Linked DNA regions of Homo sapiens: region 2 is linked to region 1. The links are chromatin loops, found by intact Hi-C in ENCODE. Cell type or tissue: heart left ventricle. All regions are shown on one strand. Links, peaks and the distances in the headings refer to the core of each region. The heading gives the core; the rest is flanking DNA.

The links. Hi-C counts contacts between places; a loop is a spot of excess contacts. Peaks named below come from ENCODE experiments on the same cell type or tissue, not always from the same donor. Only the 100,000 strongest peaks of a DNase experiment are listed, where the experiment ranks them.
Region 2: a loop joins it to region 1, with 5 times the contacts of the local background. A loop is called at or near these places in 62 of 110 quality-filtered maps.

The regions. Positions count from the first base shown.
Region 1 is chr5:770,737-781,201 of GRCh38, forward strand. The region is part of intron 1 of ZDHHC11B (zDHHC palmitoyltransferase 11B (putative)); the gene reads right to left. Among named protein-coding and RNA genes, the nearest start is that of ZDHHC11B, 8.8 kb to the right of the region's middle. RefSeq lists enhancers at 1,028-1,671, 4,844-5,013. In heart left ventricle, for the core only: no CTCF peak of the experiment used is centred there; DNase peaks (open chromatin) are centred at 4,545, 5,035 and 6,665.
Region 2 is chr5:679,310-689,774 of GRCh38, forward strand. The region is part of intron 1 of TPPP (tubulin polymerization promoting protein); the gene reads right to left. Among named protein-coding and RNA genes, the nearest start is that of TPPP, 8.8 kb to the right of the region's middle. RefSeq lists enhancers at 2,467-2,636, 5,379-5,548, 7,505-8,006 and a cis regulatory region at 5,464. In heart left ventricle, for the core only: no CTCF peak of the experiment used is centred there; a DNase peak (open chromatin) is centred at 4,812.

The DNA of each region.
Region 1 (10,465 bases), core at 3,141-7,140:
CCTGGCCCCAGCCAGGGGAGGGGACTGCCAGTGTGCAGGGCTGAGGCAGTGCTGGGGGCACCGGTGTCAGGGTGCAGGGATGCCCTCTGGACTTGGTAAGGCGCCCGCCCCCAGAGCAGGTGGCTGGGCTGTGGGGCTAAGATTGAGGGGTGCCACCCAGGCAGGGCTTGGGGACGCAGGGCTACGCCACAGGGCAGGGCTGCCGAGGCCACCTCCCTACCATGCATGGGCTTCGGTAAGACCCAGTCAGGCCCTGAAGGACTCAAGGCTGAGGTGCTGGACTCAGGGCATGAAAGCTGCTTCCCAAAGGGGCCTGGACACCAGGTGGGCCGTCAGCACTGCACTGAGAGCTGAACATGGCCTCTGCCCACAGACACAAGAGCCGGTGGGAGGGTCCGTGCCGAGGACACATGTGCGTGTCCCAACCCTGGGACTCACGAAGCCCTCTCAGATCTGGAGTTCTCAGCGCCAGTCATGGCCAAAGTGTGGCTCTGTCATCGTGGGGGTCCTGAGTGTGGCCCCTGCTGAACTTGAGATCCCACAAATTCCCCCAAAACAGCCGGAAAAAAATCCAGGGGCACTCCCTACACTGAAGACCTTAAGGGCCTCAGGCCCCACCCACTCACCCCTTTCCCTGGAAGACACCAAAAATGCAGATGCCAACCCAGCGGAGGATGCAGGGGCAGGATCCTGGTGGGGGCTGGGCCGCATGGGGGCAGGGTCTCATGGGGGCAGGACCGCGTGGGGGCAGGATCCTGGTGGGGGCAGGATCCTGGGGGTGGAAGGGCCGTCTGGGGGCAGGATCCTGGGGGTGGAAAGGCTGGGTCAGGTGTCGAGCCAGGAACCGTTTCCAGTTTTATCGCTGACAACATTTCTTTGAAACAGGAGCTTCTCACAGGCCTGGCCTGTGTTTCCCCTGGGCCTCTGCAGCAGGGGTCGCTGGACAGGAGGAGCAGCTGAGAAATTACCAGAAGCAATGGTGGGTTTTGTGAGCACCCAGAACAGTGGTGGGCGTGCGGGTCAGAGAGAAAGAACCTTCTGGGATGCTTCAAACTCAGGGCTGCGTTCTGTGGTCTCATCTCCTGTGGGGATGCGCCTGAACAGAGACCCTTATTCACACACCTCAGAGAGTCATCTGAGAACCTGCACCCCGTGGGGCCCGCCTGGGAGCAAAGGGATGAGGGAAGCCCCTCAGAGCCACCTTCAGGGCTCACGCAGGACTTCCCAGCCCATCAGCACGTGCTTTGCATGAGGTTTTGATAAGCTTGGAGGTTGGCCTTGGAGGGCTGAGCGGGACATAAAACGTCCTGCCCTCGTGAGGCCTTCAGTTGGGACAAGTGATAAACAAATAAGCAATGACACATCAGGCAGCGAGGAGTGAAGAGGAGAAACTGAGGCAGGTCAGAGGGAGGCCAGCAGGCGATTTCAGACCTGGCGGAAGAGAATGTGCGTGAGCAGAGATGCGGACGGGTGGGAGTCACGACGCGTGAGAACGGTCCGGCCCGCGGCCCCTGCGCCCCTGCTGGGCAGGCACCACCTGTGCTAGGCTCAGCCCCTCTCAGCACAGCAAGCAGCATGAGATGGCACGCATGAGAGCACGGTGGGGGCCGTGGGGGAGAGGGCAGAAAGGAACAGGGGTCAGACCATCGCCGGATCTACTGAAGACAGACACTGCCTTCAAACGTTCTGAGGAAAAATGCTTCGGGCTGGGACTTGGATACCCACGTCCACTGTCCCACTCAGGCTGAGGGGAGCAAGGCCACCTGCAGTGGGTGTGACCTCAGAGACGTGGCCACACCCCCTGCGGAGGTGCTTGGTGACTGGGCTTCCCAGGAAGACGAGGGTGACAGCCGTCAACAGCCGAGAAGAAGTAGTAGATGCAGGAACCCATGGCCGTCACACGGGAGTGAGTCCACGGGCGCTTGGGAGGGCTGAGAACCAGGCCCAGGCAGTTCTGGAGGGAAAAGTGGAACCCGTCCCAACTCAGCCCCAGCCTTTCTGCACCAAGGGGTGGAGCAGTGCCGACCTCAGACGCCAGCTGCCAGAAATGCTTCCAAAGCCCGCCTCTGCGTGGGGTGTGTGCTGAGGGGTCTCACGTGGGGACTCGCCTCAGAGCCCATCTGAGCTTCACTGTTCTAGGTTCTTGTAGTTTTGTTTTACCTCAAACATGTATTAGTTTAACAAAATATTTTTAAAAAAGTTTTTAAACTAAAAATGACAGAATGAATTAGGCACGATGTGCCGCTGTGGGAAGACAGCCAGGCTGCTGCTGGGTCTGGAGGAGCAGGACACGGGCCACACACACAGATCAGGAGCGGAGAAGATGGGAGATGCACTGTCTGGATCGCTTCATTAGACCCACGTGCTGTTTCCACAATGACGGTAATAAGAATACATTTAGTTTTAAGAGAATGAGGAGGTGTCAGACGGACAACGAGCCTGGGCGGGCGCCTCTACCTTGGCGCTCTCCACCGAGCATGGCATGCTGCTGTGCCAGCTGCTTCTCCTTGGATGGGCAGAGGCCAGGTGTCCTCCACTTTCCCAGTTTCTGGGTGCAGTGCACCTGAGCCCTGGGTGCAGACCCTCACACCATTTCCCCCAGAGGCTCTGCTCTTTCACCGTGAGGGAAAAGAAGGTTGTGTAGCAGAAGAGACTCCAGGAAGACAAACTGCTCACATGGGGTCCAAGGACAAGCTCCCAGGCGTGTACCCACCATCTCCACGTGTGTGCCCTGAACCTCCAGGGGGTCGCTCTTCACTCCCAGACCTGTGCCCACCATCCCACATGTGCCCTGCACTCCCAGGCCTGTGCCCACCATCTCAGCTGTGCCCTGTACTCCCAGGCCTGTGGCTTGCATCCAGGTGTGCACCTGCACCCTCTCCCACTGGCCAGCACCTCCCTGGTAGGAGGGACGTGCCCAGCCCTGCCCCGACCCAGGTGCCTGCTCACAGCACATGCCCCTTCCCTGGCCAAACCCCACGGGAGCCCAAGTGGGGCCTGGCCAGGAACTGCTTGGAGGCTGAGCCCACCCCACTTGCGCCCCAACCCCCAGGGCCAGGACCTGCTTGGAGACTGAGCCCACCCCACTCCCACACACCTGCAGCACCTCCCCAGGGAGTCAGGAGGATGGTGCCTACGGGCTCACCCACAGGTGTGGGCAAGACTGTGTTGTCCAACTGGCATCTTCAAAACAGGCTTGAAGAGGACAGAAGATGAGGGCAGAGGTGGCACCACAGACCTCAGAGTGGGGCAGGCAAAGGCAGACCCCAGAGGGTGGCTGTCCGAAGCATCCTCGCTGGCCAGGGAATGCCTGTCCCAGGTGTGTCACCAGCTCCAAGGACTCGGCCACCTAGGCGGGGCTTCGTCCCAGACACCGCAGGCCACCTTGGCCCCAACCCCACAGGCTGTTCCTGTTCCCAAGAGGCCCCACGGAAAATCACCTGGGCCCCATTTGTCAGAATGAATCTCCTGGGAAATGCCTTCAGACTGGACACTGGACTGCCCAAAGCCAAACTTACAGAAAACCTGCCAGAACAGAATTGACAGGGCTGGGGAAACAGCAGCCCCAGCCTCTGATCACAGAGCTGTCCAGGGGCTGGAAACCCGGGTGTCCATGTGGCATCAGTAAGCGGGGCCAGGCACTAGGACTGACCGGGCTCTGTCACTAGGAACAGGGGTCTCGCACTTGGGCCAGGGGGTTCTCACTAGGACCAGGGGCCTGTCAGTCACTAGGGCCGGGACCTGTCCCTTGGGCCTGGAGCCTGTTACTAGGACCTGGGGTCTGTCACTACAGCCAGGGGTCTGCCCCTTGAGCCTGGAGCCTGTAACTACGGCCTGGGGTCTGTCACTAGGGCCAGGGGTCTGCCCCTTGGGCCTGGAGCCTGTTACTAGGACCTGGGGTCTGTCACTAGGGCTAGGGGTCTGCCCCTTGGGCCTGGAGCCTGTAACTAGGACCTGGGGTCTGTCACTAGGGCCAGGGGTCTGCCCCTTGGGCCTGGAGCCTATTACTAGGACCTGGGGTCTGTCACTAGCGCCAGGGGTCTGCCCCTTGGGCCTGGAGCCTGTAACTAGGGCCTGGGGTCTCTCTCACTAGGGCCAGCTGCTGTTTTAAAGATAGCAGCAGCCTCGGTGCTCCCTTGTTCACTGCCCACGCCCACGCGGGGGTGGCGCCGACAGAGCCTACACCACTGCTCTTCACGTGGATGGCTGTGGGGTGGCTGAGCCTTGCTGGCAGAGGAGGCTGGTGGACAGGCCATGCTCACATCATCAGCAGTGCCGGGTCAAAGCTGGAGGCAGGAGCCATGGAGTCAGTGGGAGCTACTACCCCTCAGCTCATCACCCCTCCCTGGGACCTGAGACCTCAGAGCCAGCCCTCGGCCCTGCTCAGGCTCTGGCCTCCCTGAGAACCTCTGTCCTGGTCACAAGTGTCCTGCAGGCCCCCTGGGTTGTGCTGGGCTGGACCAGGCCAGGGCGTGACCTCTGACAGCTCCACCTGCTCTGGAGAAGCCACCAGCAGCTTCTCCAGCTGCACCCGCTGACCCCCAGAGCTCGCTCCCAGGCAGGTGCCCATGGTGGGACAGTTGCTTGCGCCTCAGTCTCCTCATCCTTGAAGGGGTGCAGCCGCTCCCCATCTCCCTCGCACCCGATGGCCTCATGCAGGCACAGCCTGAGGGAGAACCTGTCTCTGCGGAGAAAGACTCTGTGATGGCAGCCAACTGGATTCCACCAGAACCCGAAGGCAAGCATTCCTTGGGAAGGGACCAGGCTGGGAACATCAGGCACGCACGCCACACACTCAACCCAAACCTTCTGTTAACTCAGGTTCCCAGGAGCCCCGCGTGCTTCTGCCTGGCAGGAGCCGATGCTCGTGCCCTGGAGAACTCCCTGTTCAGGGATGACAATGGGTTCCCTGGTGATTTGGAGGCCTGGGGCCTGGGTGGGAGCTGCTCCCTCTAACCCTGGAGACGCCGCCCAGGAGTCCAACGTGCTGTGACTGCAGGATGCCCCTGGCAGGGGCCATGCTGGCTCAGATGCCTCTCTCCAACCCCTTCCTTCCATGCCCTCGGGGCACTGGCATCCAGGGAGCTGTGAAGGACACGCTGTGTTGCAAGCTGACTGGGAAACAGGTTGGAGGGGTGGGGGCCGAGGCGCTCAGCAGTATTCAGGCATCTCTCAGCTGGTGACAGGAGCTGTCCCAGGCCCTGCAGGTGGGAGTGCATGCCAGGAACCCCTGGGGGTCCCTGGTCCTCTCTCCATGGGCAGATTCCCATGCAGATACCCTGGCCTCCGCAGGCTCAGCTGGGTGTACTGCCGCTGGGCTCTTCAGAACCTTTACGCCCAAGTCCTGTCCAGGGGGAGCACCCTCCACCCCAGGCTGGCTGCCATCACAGCCCTCAATCCTGCCCAGAGTCCCTGGAGACTGTTGTCATTAAACCCCACTCCTGTTTAGGAAACCCTAGGGCCAGACCCCACTGCTGGAACGGGACCCTCTCGTGCCTGCAGGTGGCAAAGCTCCTGAGGGCCTGATGGACCCTCCAATGTCCCACGGCCACAGGTCCCACCTTGGCACCGAAGCCCTGGGATGGCCCCTCTGCAACGCCCAGTGCTCCATCATGACCTGGACCCAGGTCGCTGACTGAGGGAGTGGAGGGGATCAGGACCAGGGAGAAGCAACCCCCCAGTAAATCCGAAGCACAGGAATGGCACAGCCCCAAGGGAGACCGGGTAGGCCCCTGGCCAGCAGGGCTGAGGGGAAAGTCTCCACTGCAAGGCGCCTGCTGGGCCCACGCAGTGTGCTCCTGGCCTCAAACTGCCCACTGGGCATTCAGCCTGGACAGCTCTCAGCTCGAGACCCTCGCTGGTGAATGGGACAGCAACATCAAAGACCACAGCGACCCGAAGCCCCAGAAGCAAAAGCCACCCTCACAGCGGAAGGAGTGGACAGAGCCCCTGTGGAGCTCACCCAGCCCTCCTGTCCCACCAAGGGGCCTTCTAGGACCTGGGAGCCCTGCCCTCCTGCCGAGGAGGTGCTTCCCCATTAAACAGGGCCAAGGAACAAGGCGGCTCAGGTCCCATTCCTTATTTCAGAGCCCATTTGGGTGCAGCACAGCCCTTTGGCAGATGGTTCTTGTTTTTCACTATCATCGCACGGCCCTCCTGCTCCGCGGGACTCTCCCTGTGAACCGCCCCACTCTTCTCAGCCCAGGCCGCCTGTCAGGCAGGCAGAGCTCCCAATCAGAACAAAGCTGGCAGTTTTGAGTCCGTGCCTTTCCCCCTGCAGCACAGGACGCAGTGTGTCTGGAATTGGTGGGTTATTGGTCTCGCTGACGTCAGGAATGAAGCTGCGGAGCCCCGCAGTGAGTGTCACAGTTCTTAAAGATGGCGACCCTGGAGTTTCTTCCTTCAGATGTTCAGATGCGTCTGGAGTTTCTTCCTTCTGGTGGGTTCGTGGTCTCGCTGACTTTAGGAGTGAAGCCGCGGACTCTCGCAGTGAGTGTTACAGCTCTTCAAGGTGACGCCTCTGGAGTCATTCATTCCTTCCCGTGGGTTCCTAGTCTCGCCGGCTTCAATTCAGACCTCAGTGGTGAGTGTTACTTACGCCTCTCAGAGACAGCGCGTCTGGAGCTGTTCGCTCCCTCCGGTGGGCTCGTGGTCTGGCTGGCCTCAAGAGCAAAGCTGCAGACCTTCGCTGCAGACCTCCCTGGTGAGTGCTACAGCTCACAAAAGCGGCGCGCACCCAGACTGAGCGGCAAGATTTATTGCTAAGAGCAAAAGAACAAACTTTCCACAGCGGAGAAGAGAATGGAGTCAGGTTGCGGCAGGGCGTTCCGGCTACCCGCTTTTATTCCGTTATCTGACCCCACCCACATCCTGCTGATTGGCCCATTGTACAGGGAGCTAATTGGTCCGTTTTACAGAGCGTTGATTGGTCCATTTTGACAGAGTGCTGATTGGTGCATTGACAAGCCTTTAGCTAGACATAAAAGTTCTCCAAGCCCCCACTCCACTCAGGAGTCTAGCTAGCTTTCTCTATCGGATCCTGAGCCCCGCAGCAGGCGGAGCTGCCCGCCAGTACTGCGCCACGCGCCCGCACTCCTCAGCCCTTGGGCGGTCCATGGGACCCGGCGGGGGCGGCGCCCTTCCGGGAGGCCCCAGCACCGAGGGAGCCCGGGGCGGGGGAGGGGGGGCGTGGCCTCGGCATGGCGGTCGGCGGGTCCCGAGCCCTGCCCAGCAGGGAGGCGGCTGAGGCCCCGCGAGAATTTGAGCATGGCGCAGGCGGGCTGGCAGTGCTGGGGGACCCGGCGCACCTCCGCAGCCACCGTAGGACAGAGGGGCAAGGGGGCTCCCAGACTCTGCAAAGGACGCTGCGGCGGAGACTGATACGGGTCTGAGATGGCTGTCCAAGGCCCAAGTGAGAATTAAACCACATGCCCAGCCAGTGCCCACCACCCGGGCCAACACCATTTCTCTAAAGCACGACACAGGACATTCCACCAACAGAGCATCCCAAAAGGGAATAGAGATCCCGGCTGGCTCATCCCATCAACCATGTCGGAGACTCGGCGGCTGCAGATGCGGTGGGACCTGCCTCCATTAAAGGCACCTTCTGTGGGGACAGCAAGGACTCTCACGCGGGGCACACCAGGTTAGAGGACACAGCCGCGGCTCTCAAGGGAGGCACAATGGGTTACAGGAGAAAACAGCCGAGGCTCTCAAGGGGGCAGAGCAGGTTACAGAACACTGCAGAACCAGGGGCTGGTCCCTCATCCAGCGCAGCTTCACTGAGTGCCAGACTCACGAGGACCCTGCCCTGCCCCGCCCCAGCCCACTCACTGCCCTTGGGTTACCCTTGGGGCTCAGGGTCCAGGGCACCTGCAGGCAGCTGGGACCAGGCCAGCTCTGGGCCAATGGTGGCCCCATCTAATCCCCAGAACCTGTGAACGCGACCTTGTTTGGAGAAAGGATCTGGAAATGAGATCATCTTGGATTATCCACAGCTGAGCCCTAAATCCAATGGTGAGTGTCTCTACCTAGAAGAGGCAGAAGAGAAGACACAGAGAGAAGAGAAGAAGGTGCTACAGGCTGAATTCGTCCCCTCCAAAATCCACGCTGGAACCTAATCCCCATTGTGGTGGCATTAACAGAGCCTTTGGGGGATGAGATTCAGCTATGGGGGCCAGGCTCCTGGGAATGACCGAGTGCCTTATCAAAGGGCTGGGGCATGAGGACATGGCAACCAGGCCCTGTCTTGGAAGCAGGGAAGGGCCCTTGTCGGACGCCAAGCCTGCAGGTGCCTTGATCTTGGACTCTCCAGCCTCCAGAACTGTGAGAAGTGAACATATCATTTCATAAATTACCATGCCTGGTGCTGTTACAGCAACACACACAGACTAACACAGTCGCCCTGAGGCTGGGGCTGCAGTGATGCAGCCACACGCCCAGGACAACTGGAGCCACCAGAAGCTAGAAGAGGCAGGGAGCGTCCCACCAAGCCTCCAGAGGAAGCTGACTCATGAGATGCCTGGACGCTGGGCTTCTGGTCTCCAGGATGATGGGGGAATGCGTCCCTGTTGTGTTAACCCCGGACTGTGTCAATTGTCAGAAGCCTCTGGACACAGTGACACAGCGGGTGGGACCAGAGGCTCAGCACCCCTCATGGGGAACAAAGTCTTTGAGGCCCTCAGGTGGCACTGAGAGACCACAGGGGGCTCCAGAGGCCCTTGGGGGTCCACCTAAGCCAGGATGGGTGTTAGGCCAGGGCTGCCAACAGCACCTGCCTTCTGAGACACATCCAGCCTCTGGTTGCCCATTTTTAGGTGGAGAAAATGAAGGCTGCATACGTGGCTGGTGTGAGGAAGTCAGCTGACGGGAATTTGCTGATTTAAGGGAAGGTTCAGCTGCGTCTGCATGCTAAAGGGCTGTCCTCCAGATCAGATCTAGAAGCTTTGGGAAGGTAATGCAAAAGAATTTCTGATGTTCTTGGCGTGGGGGAAATTTGTTACACGGACACAGAAAGCCTTGCCCTGCAGGAAAAGATTCTTAGAAGGCACCAGATTAAAAGAAAGAACTTCTGTTCGTTGAAAAAATATCATCAAGAGAGTGAAAAAGCAAACCCCAGGGTAGGAGATGTTTGCTATGCACAACAAATGTTGGCTTGTCTCCAGAATATATAAAGAACCTCTACAAATCGATAGGAACTCAATCCACAAAGGGCAGCTGACTTGAACAGGCCCCTCGGGGACGAGGGTATCCAAGTGCCCAGTGCTCGGTGGGAAGCACTCAGCTTCGTTAGTATGACCAGGAAAATGCAAATCATAAGGCTTCCACACAGCCTTACAAAAGGCTAAGACATTGCAAAGGCTGACAGTGGCTAGTGCCGGCAAGGATGTGGGTCAACAGGAAACTGTGGGGGCGAATGGCTTTAATCCCTTTGGGAAACTGCTTGGCATCATCTGATGAATGAAAAGACACACTAGATCCCAGACTCAACGGCTCCACTTCCAGATTGACCCAAGAGACTCATGACCACATGCCCCAAAGAACATCCCAGGAATGCCCACGACAGCTTCATCCCTAGTTGCCAAGAAAGGGGAACCGCGTGGACATGCACCTGCTGACAGTATGGTGGTCTCAGGGACAGCGGGCATCCCCGTGGGAGTGTGGGCGGCGCTGAGCACGAGCACCTGGGGCTCCTCGACGCAGTGTGGACGGACCACTCGCGCACACTATTGATCCACGTTAGCCAGCACAGCAGTGTGCCCACCACGTGGCTTCTGGTTAAAGGTTAAAAACAGGCAAAGCCAAAGCACAGTGCTCAGGAATTGCAGCTTCGACGGGAAAACGGACGGTAAGACCCCATCCCACTCCCGGAACATGAAGAGAGGCGGCCCAGAACGGCTGGCACTAGAACTGCAGGTGGGCTGTGCCAGGTGCCAGGTGGGGCCCTCCCAGCAGGCGGCCTGGGGACACGTGGGCACTGGCGAAGGTGGCAGGAACAAGCCTGGTGGGAGGTGAGGCTGAGATGAGCTTCACCCCAGTGGCTCTGTCCATGGCCCAGGCTCCTCAGGCACTGAGAAGGCAGAGGTGCCACCCCGCCGAGGGGCAGAGGAAACCGGCCCTTGGGCAGCCTTAGGAGAAGCGGGGGCCGGTGTGCGCAGGAGAGGGTGGACGCCCCAGAAGCAGCCACGGTGGCCAGGTTACCTGCGAGATGCCATGGGTGGGAGATGCAGGTGGCTGTGCAGCGGTGCCCTGGGCTCAGGGGGAGGGGCTGGGTCAGGTCCCCGGGGCTGGCTGGGGCCTGGACATGGCTCCCTGGCCCTGAGGCACCAGCAGCACTTCTGAGTGGGGTGGGACTGGCCTGGTGTGTTTCTGGGCGGGGATCCAGTGTGAGTGGGTGAACAGTGAGTGGCAGCCATGGGCACGCTGAGGTACGCACACTTCACCCACCTCTGTGGGCCAGGAAGGC
Region 2 (10,465 bases), core at 2,472-6,471, 92 kb before region 1:
ACCCCTTTCCCTGGAAGGCACCAAAAATGCAGATGCCAACCCAGCGGAGGATGCAGGGGCAGGATCCTGGTGGGGGCTGGGCCGCGTGGGGGCAGGATCCTGGGGGTGGAAGGGCCGCCTGGGGGCAGGATCCTGGGGGTGGAAGGGCCAGGTCAGGTGTCGAGCTGGGAACAGTTTCCAGTTTTATCGCTGACACCATTTCTTTGTCTGAAACAGGAGCTTCTCACAGGCCTGGTCTGTGTTTCCCCTGGGCCTCTGCAGCAGGGGTCGCTGGACAGGAGGAGCAGCTGAGAAATTACCAGAAGCAATGGTGGGTTTTGTGAGCACCCAGAACAGTGGTGGGTGTGCGGGTCAGAGAGAAAGAACCTTCTGGGATGCTTCAAACTCAGGGCTGCGTTCTGTGGTCTCATCTCCTGTGGGGACGCGCCTGAACAGAGACCCTTATTCACACACCTCAGAGAGTCATCTGAGAACCTGCACCCCGTGGGGCCCGCCTGGGAGCAAAGGGATGAGGGAAGCCCCTCAGAGCCACCTTCAGGGCTCACGCAGGACTTCCCAGCCCATCAGCACGTGCTTTGCATGAGGTTTTGATAAGCTTGGAGGTTGGCCTTGGAGGGCTGAGCGGGACATAAAACGTCCTGCCCTCATGAGGCCTTCAGTTGGGACAAGTGATAAACAAATAAGCAATGACACATCAGGCAGCGAGGAGTGAAGAGGAGAAACTGAGGCAGGTCAGAGGGAGGCCAGCAGGCGATTTCAGACCTGGCGGAAGAGAATGTGCGTGAGCAGAGATGCGGACGGGTGGGAGTCACGACGCGTGAGAACGGTCCGGCCCGCGGCCCCTGCGCCCCTGCTGGGCAGGCACCACCTGTGCTAGGCTCAGCCCCTCTCAGCACAGCAAGCAGCATGAGATGGCACGCATGAGAGCACGGTGGGGGCCGTGGGGGAGAGGGCAGAAAGGAACAGGGGTCAGGCCATCGCCGGATCTACTGAAGACAGACACTGCCTTCAAACGTTCTGAGGAAAAATGCTTCAGGCTGGGACTTGGATACCCACGTCCACTGTCCCACTCAGGCTGAGGGGAGCAAGGCCACCTGCAGTGGGTGTGACCTCAGAGACGTGGCCACACCCCCTGCGGAGGTGCTTGGTGACTGGGCTTCCCAGGAAGACGAGGGTGACAGCCGTCAACAGCCGAGAAGAAGTAGTAGATGCAGGAACCCATGGCCGTCACACGGGAGTGAGTCCACGGGCGCTTGGGAGGGCTGAGAACCAGGCCCAGGCAGTTCCGGAGGGAAAAGTGGAACCCGTCCCAACTCAGCCCCAGCCTTTCTGCACCAAGGGGTGGAGCAGTGCCGACCTCAGACGCCAGCTGCCAGAAATGCTTCCAAAGCCCGCCTCTGCGTGGGGTGTGTGCTGAGGGGTCTCACGTGGGGACTCGCCTCAGAGCCCATCTGAGCTTCACTGTTCTAGGTTCTTGTAGTTTTGTTTTACCTCAAACATGCATTAGCTTAACAAAATATTTTTTAAAAGGTTTTTAAACTAAAAATGACAATGAATTAGGCACGACGTGCCGCTGTGGGAAGTCAGCCAGGCTGCTGCTGGGTCTGGAGGAGCAGGACACGGGCCACAGACACGGAGCAGGAGTGGAGGAGATGGGAGCCACACTGTCTGGATCGCTTCATTAGACCCACGTGCTGTTTCCACAATGACGGTAATAAGAATACATTTAATTTTGAGAGAACATGGAGGTGTCAGACGGACAACGAGCCTGGGTGGGCGCCTCTCCCTTGGCGCTCTCCACCGAGCATGGCATGCTGCTGTGCCAGCTGCTTCTCCTTGGATGGGCAGAGGCCAGGTGTCCTCCACTTTCCCAGTTTCTGGGCACAGCACACCTGAGCCCTGGGTGCAGACCCTCACACCATTTCCCCCAGAGGCTCTGCTCTTTCACCGTGAGGGAAAAGAAGGTTGTGTAGCAGAAGAGACTCCAGGAAGACAAACTGCTCACCTGGGGTCAAAGGACAAGCTCCCAGGCGTGTACCCACCATCTCCACGCGTGTGCCCTGAGCCCCCAGGGGGTCACCCTGCACTCCCAGGCCTGTGCCCACCATCCCACATGTGCCCAGCACTCCCAGGCCTGTGCCCGCCATCCCAGTTGTGCCTGTACTCCCAGGCCTGTGTCTTGCATCCAGATGTGCACCTGCACCCTCTCCCACTGGCCGGCACCTCCCTGGTAGGAGGGACGTGCCAAGCCCTGACCTGACCCAGGTGTCTGCTCACAGCACATGCCCCTTCCCTGGCCAGACCCTATGGGACCACAAGTGGGGCCTGGCCAGGACCTGCTTGGAGGCTGAGCCCACCCCACTCCCACCCACCCCCAGCGCCTCCCCAGGGAGTCAGGAGGATGGCACCTACGGGCTCACCCACGGGTGTGGGCAAGACTGTGTTGTCCAACTGGCATCTTCAAAAAAGGCTTGGAAAGGACAGAAGATGAGGGCAGAGGTGGCACCACAGACCTCAGAGTGGGGCAGGCAAAGGCAGACCCCAGAGGGTGGCTGTCCTAGGGAACGAAGCCTCCTCGCAGGCCAGGGAATGCCTGTCCCAGGTGTGTCACCAGCTCCAAGGACTCGGCCACCTAGGCGGGGCTTCGTCCCAGACACCGCAGGCCACCTTGGCCCCAACCCCACAGGCTGTCCCTGTTCCCAAGAGGCCCCACGGAAAATCACCTGGGCCCCATTTGTCAGAATGAATCTCCTGGGAAACGCCTTCAGACTGGACACTGGACTGCCCAAAGCCAAACTTACAGAAAACCTGCCAGAACAGAATTGACAGGGCTGGGGAAACAGCAGCCCCAGCCTCTGATCACAGAGCTGTCCAGGGGCTGGAAACCCGGGTGTCCATGTGGCATCAGTAAGCGGGGCCAGGCACTAGGACTGACTGGGCTCTGTCACTAGGAACAGGGGTCTCGCACTTGGGCCAGGGGGTTCTCACTAGGACCAGGGGCCTGTCAGTCACTAGGGCCGGGGCCTGTCCCTTGGGCCTGGAGCCTGTTACTAGGGCCTGGGGTCTGCCCCTTGGGCCTGGAGCCTGTTACTAGGACCTGGGGTCTGTCACTAGGGCCAGGGGTCTGCCCCTTGGGCCTGGAGCCTGTTACTAGGGCCTGGGGTCTGTCACTATGGCCAGGGGCCTGTCAGTCACTAGGGCCAGGACCTGTCCCTTGGGCCTGGAGCCTATTACTAGGACCTGGGGTCTGTCACTAGGGCCAGGGGTCTGCCCCTTGGGCCTGGAGCCTGTTACTAGGACCTGGGGTCTGTCACTAGCGCCAGGGGTCTGCCCCTTGGGCCTGGAGCCTGTAACTAGGGCCTGGGGTCTCTCTCACTAGGGCCAGCTGCTGTTTTAAAGGTAGCAGCAGCCTCGGTGCTCCCTTGTTCACTGCCCACGCCCACGCGGGGGTGGCGCCGACAGAGCCTACACGACTGCTCTCCATGTGGATGGCTGTGGGGTGGCTGAGCCTTGCTGGCAGAGGAGGCTGGTGGACAGGCTGTGCTCACATCATCAGCAGTGCTGGGTCAAAGCTGGAGGCAGGAGCCATGGAGTCAGTGGGAGCTACCACCCCTCAGCTCATCACCCCTCCCTGGGGCCTGAGACCTCAGAGCCAGCCCTCGGCCCTGCTCAGGCTCTGGCCTCCCTGAGAACCTCTGTCCTGGTCACAAGTGTCCTGCAGGCCCCCTGGGTTGTGCTGGGCTGGACCAGGCCAGGGTGTGACCTCTGACAGCTCCACCTGCCCTAGAGAAGCCACCAGCAGCTTCTCCAGCTGCACCCGCTGACCCCCAGAGCTCGCTCGCAGGCAAGTGCCCATGGTAGGACAGCTGCTTGTGCCTCAGTCTCCTCATCCTTGAAGGGGTGCAGCCCCCTCCCCATCTCCCTCGCACCCGATGGCCTCATGCAGGCACAGCCCGAGGGAGAACCTGTCTCTGCGGAGAAAGACACTCTGATGGCAGCCGACTGGATTCCACCAGAACCCGAGGGCAAGCATTCCTTGGGAAGTGACCAGGCTGGGAGCATCAGGCACGCACGCCACACACTCAACCCAAACCTTCTGTTAACTCAGGTTCCCAGGAGCCCCGCGTGCTTCTGCCTGGCAGGAGCCGATGCTCGTGCCCTGGAGAACTCCCTGTTCAGGGATGACAATGGGTTCCCTGGTGATTTGGAGGCCTGGGGCCTGGGTGGGAGCTGCTCCCTCTACCCCTGGAGACACTGCCCAGGAATCCAACGTGCTGTGACTGCAGGATGCCCCTGGCAGGGGCCATGCTGGCTCAGACGCCTCTCACCAACCCCTTCCTTCCATGCCCTCAGGGCACTGGCATCCAGGGAGCTGTGAAGGGCACGCTGTGTTGCAAGCTGATTGGGAAACAGGTTGGAGGGGTGGGGGCCGAGGCGCTCAGCAGTATTCAGGCATCTCTCAGCTGGCGACAGGAGCTGTCCCAGGCCCTGCAGGTGGGAGTGCATGCTGGGCAACCTTGGCGGTCCCTGGTCTTCTCTCCATGGGCAGATTCCCCTGCGGATACCCCGGCCTCCACAGGCTCAGCTGGGTGTGCTGCCGCTGGGCTCTTCAGAACCTTTACGCCCAAGTCCTGTCCAGGGGGAGCACCCTCCACCTCGGGCCGGCTGCCATCACAGCCTTCAATCCTGCCCAGAGTCCCTGGAGACTGTTGTCATTAAACCCCACTCCTGTTTAGGAAACCCCAGGGCCAGACCCCACTGCCGGAACAGGACCCTCTCGTGCCTGCAGATGGCAAAGCTCCTGAGGGCCTGATGGACCCTCCAATGTCCCACGGCCACAGTTTCCACCTTGACGCCGAAGCCCTGGGATGGCCCCTCTGCAACGCCCAGTGCTCCATCATGACCTGGCCCCAGGACGCTGACTGAGGGAGCGGAGGGGATCGGGACCAGGGGGAAGCAGCCCCCCAGTAAATCCGAAGCACAGGCACGGCACAGCCCCAAGGGAGACCTTGTAGGCGCCTGGCCAGCAGGGCTGAGGAGAAAGTCTCCACTGCAGGGCGCCTCCTGGGCCCACGCCGTGTGGTCCTGGCCCCAAGCTGCCCACTGGGCATTCAGCCTGGACAGCTCTCGGCGCTGGAGACCCAGAGGACAAGGGGACAGCAACATCAAAGACCACAGCGACCCGAAGCCCCAGAAGCAAAAGCCACTCTCACAGCGGAAGGAGTGGACAGAGCCCCTGTGGAGCTCACCCAGCCCTCCTGTCCCACCAAGGGGCCTTCTAGGACCTGGAGCCCTGCCCTCCTGCCGAGGAGGTGCTTCCCCATTAAACAGGGCCAAGGAACAAGGTGGCTCAGGTCCTGCCATGCCCAGGGTGGACACCGTGCCACCCCGCCAGCCCCCACTCCTTATTTCAGTGCCCATTTGAGCGCAGACGGTTCCTGTTTTTCATTATCATCGCACGGCACTCCTGCTCCGCGGGACTCTCCCTGTGAACCGCCCCACTCTTCTCAGCCCAGGCCGCCTGTCAGGCAGTCAGAGCTCCCAATCAGAACAAAGCCGGCAGTTTTGAGTCTGTGCACATCCCCCTGCAGCACAGGAGGCAGGATGATCAGCCGCTCCAGCCCAGCATCCCCACGGCACACTCGGGAGCACACCCCACCCAGAGGCCAGACAGGTGCACACGGCCGGGGCCGCCCCAGGACACACGTCCAGAGAGGTCACAGTCCTGAAAGGTCACGGTCCTGAGAGGTCACCATCCTGAGAGGTGCCCGGTCCAGAGAGGTCACTGGTCCTGAGAGGTCACTGTCCTGAGGGGTCACTGGTCCAGAGGTCATCACTCTTGAGAGTCACTGGTTGATCCTGAGAGGTCACTGGTCCAGAGGGATCGCTAGGATGGGGTCTCCAGGCCTGGGCTGAGGCTCTGCCCCATAGAAGACCTGAGGTCGGGCTCCTGCTCTCCAGGGACCCTGAAGGCCAGAGCCAAGCCCAGGCTGAGTGCAGTCCCCAAGGAAGTGGGAGGAGGAGGGCAGGGTGGAGTCCTGTGGCAGCGTCCCCAGCACACCACACTTCTATCCTGGTCGTCTCACATGGCGTCCTCCGGCCATCCTGCACTGGGCCACTCGGGACCCCTGCCACTCACCACAACCGCATGGCCTCAGACCTGGGCAGGACAGGGCAGGCTTTGCACACTCCTAAGGCTCATGGGGTGGGAGGGGCCCTGCACAAGGAGCCTTCCGGTAAGGGGGGCAGGGGAGCAGGGGCTGCATGGCCCTGGCCACCTCCACTCACCCTCCCTCCGCCCTCAGAAGAAGAGAGATGGCTGCGGAGGAGCTTCTCGGGTCAACAGGGTGCACCCAGCCCCTGGTGCCCTCTGCCTCTGGGAACCACATCTTGGCCCCCATCTGCAGAGTGTGGTCCTTGCAGCGCCCAGCGTGGCCACTCTGGGGACGGCCACCAGAGCCCATCTGCACTCAGGTGTAGGGATGAGAAGGCGGGGCAGTCTCAGAGAAAACCCTCCCAGGCCACACGGCAGATCCCCTCTGAGTGGGAGACTCAGGATTAAGGATGACAGGGAGACGCAGGTGGGAGGATGGAACATTCCAGAGCACTATGGCTGAGTATCCAGGCCACAGACGCCGGGGCTGCCAGGGCCACCAACTTTGCCACCGAATGGCCACCATGGGATGGAGGTGCCAACAGGGCTCCCGGACTCTGCAAAGGACGCTGTGGCGGAGACTGATACGGGTCTGAGATGGCTGTCCAAGGCCCAAGTGAGAGTTAAACCACATGCCCAGCCAGTGCCCACCACCTGGGCCAACACCATTTCTCTAAAGCACGACACAGGACATTCCACCAACAGAGCATCCCAAAAGGGAATAAAATAGAGATCCCGGCTGGCTCATCCCATCAACCATGTCGGAGACTCGGCGGCTGCAGATGCGGTGGGACCTGCCTCCATTAAAGGCACCTTCTGTGGGGACAGCAAGGACTCTCACGCGGGGCACACCAGGTTAGAGGACACAGCCGGGGCTCTCAAGGGAGGCACAATGGGTTACAGGAGAAAACAGCCGAGGCTCTCAAGGGGGCAGAGCAGGTTACAGAACACTGCAGAACCAGGGGCTGGTCCCTCATCCAGCGCAGCTTCACTGAGTGCCAGACTCACGAGGACCCTGCCCTGCCCCGCCCCAGCCCACTCACTGCCCTTGGGTTACCCTCGGGGCTCCGGGTCCAGGGCACCTGCAGGCAGCTGGAACCAGGGCAGCTCTGGGCCAATGGTGGCCCCATCTAATCCCCAGAACCTGTGAACGCGACCTTGTTTGGAGAAAGGATCTGGAAATGAGATCATCTTGGATTATCCACAGCTGAGCCCTAAATCCAATGGTGAGTGTCTCTACCTAGAAGAGGCAGAAGAGAAGACACAGAGAGAAGAGAAGAAGGTGCTACAGGCTGAATTCGTCCCCTCCAAAATCCACACTGGAACCTAATCCCCATTGTGGTGGCATTAACAGAGCCTTTGGGGGATGAGATTCAGCTATGGGGGCCAGGCTCCTGGGAATGACCGAGTGCCTTATCAAAGGGCTGGGGCATGAGGACATGGCAACCAGGCCCTGTCTTGGAAGCAGGGAAGGGCCCTTGTCGGACGCCAAGCCTGCAGGTGCCTTGATCTTGGACTCTCCAGCCCCCAGAACTGTGAGAAGTGAACATATCATTTCATAAATTACCATGCCTGGTGCTGTTACAGCAACACACACGGACTAACACAGTCGCCATGAGGCCGGGGCTGCAGTGACGCAGCCACACGCCCAGGACAACTGGAGCCACCAGAAGCTAGAAGAGGCAGGGAGCGTCCCACCAAGCCTCCAGAGGAAGCTGACTCATGAGATGCCTGGACGCTGGGCTTCTGGTCTCCAGGAGGATGGGGGAATGCGTCCCTGTTGTGTTAACCCCGGACTGTGTCAATTGTCAGAAGCCTCTGGACACAGTGACACAGCGGGTGGGACCAGAGGCTCAGCACCCCTCATGGGGAACAAAGTCTTTGAGGCCCTCAGGTGGCACTGAGAGACCACAGGGGGCTCCAGAGGCCCTTGGGGGTCCACCTAAGCCAGGATGGGTGTTAGGCCAGGGCTGCCAACAGCACCTGCCTTCTGAGACACATCCAGCCTCTGGTTGCCCATTTTTAGGTGGAGAAAATGAAGGCTGCATACGTGGCTGGTGTGAGGAAGTCAGCTGACGGGAATTTGCTGATTTAAGGGAAGGTTCAGCTGCGTCTGCATGCTAAAGGGCTGTCCTCCAGATCAGATCTAGAAGCTTTGGGAAGGTAATGCAAAAGAATTTCTGATGTTCTTGGCGTGGGGGAAATTTGTTACACGGACACAGAAAGCCTTGTCCTGCAGGAAAAGATTCTTAGAAGGCACCAGATTAAAAGAAAGAACTTCTGTTCGTTGAAAAAATATCATCAAGAGAGTGAAAAAGCAAACCCCAGGGTAGGAGATGTTTGCTATGCACAACAAATGTTGGCTTGTCTCCAGAATATATAAAGAACCTCTACAAATCGATAGGAACTCAATCCACAAAGGGCAGCTGACTTGAACAGGCCCCTCGGGGACGAGGGTATCCAAGTGCCCAGTGCTCGGTGGGAAGCACTCAGCTTCGTTAGTATGACCAGGAAAATGCAAATCATAAGGCTTCCACACAGCCTTACAAAAGGCTAAGACATTGCAAAGGCTGACAGTGGCTAGTGCCGGCAAGGATGTGGGTCAACAGGAAACTGTGGGGGCGAATGGCTTTAATCCCTTTGGGAAACTGCTTGGCATCATCTGATGAACGAAAAGACACACTAGATCCCAGACTCAACGGCTCCACTTCCAGATTGACCCAAGAGACTCATGACCACATGCCCCAAAGAACATCCCAGGAATGCCCACGACAGCTTCATCCCTAGTTGCCAAGAAAGGGGAACCGCGTGGACATGCACCTGCTGACAGTATGGTGGTCTCAGGGACAGCGGGCATCCCCGTGGGAGTGTGGGCGGCGCTGAGCACGAGCACCTGGGGCTCCTCGACGCAGTGTGGACGGACCACTCGCGCACAGTATTGATCCACGTTAGCCAGCACAGCAGTGTGCCCACCACGTGGCTTCTGGTTAAAGGTTAAAAACAGGCAAAGCCAAAGCACAGTGCTCAGGAATTGCAGCTTCGACGGGAAAACGGACGGTGAGTAAGACCCCATCCCACTCCCGGAACACGAAGAGAGGCGGCCCAGAACGGCTGGCACTAGAACTGCAGGTGGACTGTGCCAGGTGCCAGGTGGGGCCCTCCCAGCAGGCGGCCTGGGGACACGTGGGCACTGACGAAGGTGGCAGGAACAAGCCTGGTGGGAGGTGAGGCTGAGATGAGCTTCACCCCAGTGGCTCTGTCCATGGCCCAGGCTCCTCAGGCACTGAGAAGGCAGAGGTGCCACCCCGCCGAGGGGCAGAGAAAACCGGCCCTTGGGCAGCCTTAGGAGAAGCGGGGGCCGGTGTGCGCAGGAGAGGGTGGACGCCCCAGATGCAGCCACGGTGGCCAGGTCACCTGCGAGATGCCATGGGTGGGAGATGCAGGTGGCTGTGCAGCGGTGCCCTGGGCTCAGGGGGAGGGGCTGGGTCAGGTCCCCGGGGCTGGCTGGGGCCTGGACATGGCTCCCTGGCCCTGAGGCACCAGCAGCACTTCTGAGTGGGGTGGGACTGGCCTGGTGTGTTTCTGGGCGGGGATCCAGTGTGAGTGGGTGAACAGTGAGTGGCAGCCATGGGCACGCTGAGGTACGCACACTTCACCCACCTCTGTGGGCCAGGAAGGCATGTCACATACTCCTGACAAGGCAGAGGGTGCTGGGAGCTCGCCTGTGTCAGACATGAGGGCCCTTGGACCAGGGCCTGGGTTTGAAGCCACCTCCATACCCCATACACGGTGCTCACTGCTCCTGGCCCCATTGACTGATGACTGATGGCCAGAGGGGGACAGCAGCTGTGTGAAGTCGCCTGGCAGGTGCGGCTGTTGGTGGCACTCCCTGGGCGGAGGCCACGTTGGACATTTGTGAACAAACGAGCAGGTTGGGGTTACAGGTTATAGGATCTGGGAAATGTGGTCTGTGATGCCATGCGCCCTGGGGGATCTCATGGAGCCCACATGGGCAGGCACCTTTTATCATGCCAAGAAGTCAAACGTGGGATGCCATGTGGGGAACATGCCCTGGGTGGGGGAATACCCTGGGTGGAGATGCCATGTGGGGAGGATGCTCTGGGTGGGGAATCTTTGTGGGGGTTGTCCTGGGTGGTGGAGCCTTGGTGAAGGAATGGCCTAGGGGGTGGCTCTGGGAGGGGGTGGCTCTGGGATGTGGATGTCCTGGGAGGGGGATGTCACCTTAGGGGGAAAGCCTGTTGCAGATGCCCTAGGAGGGAAGCCCTGTGTGAGAGATCATCTGGGTGGGGG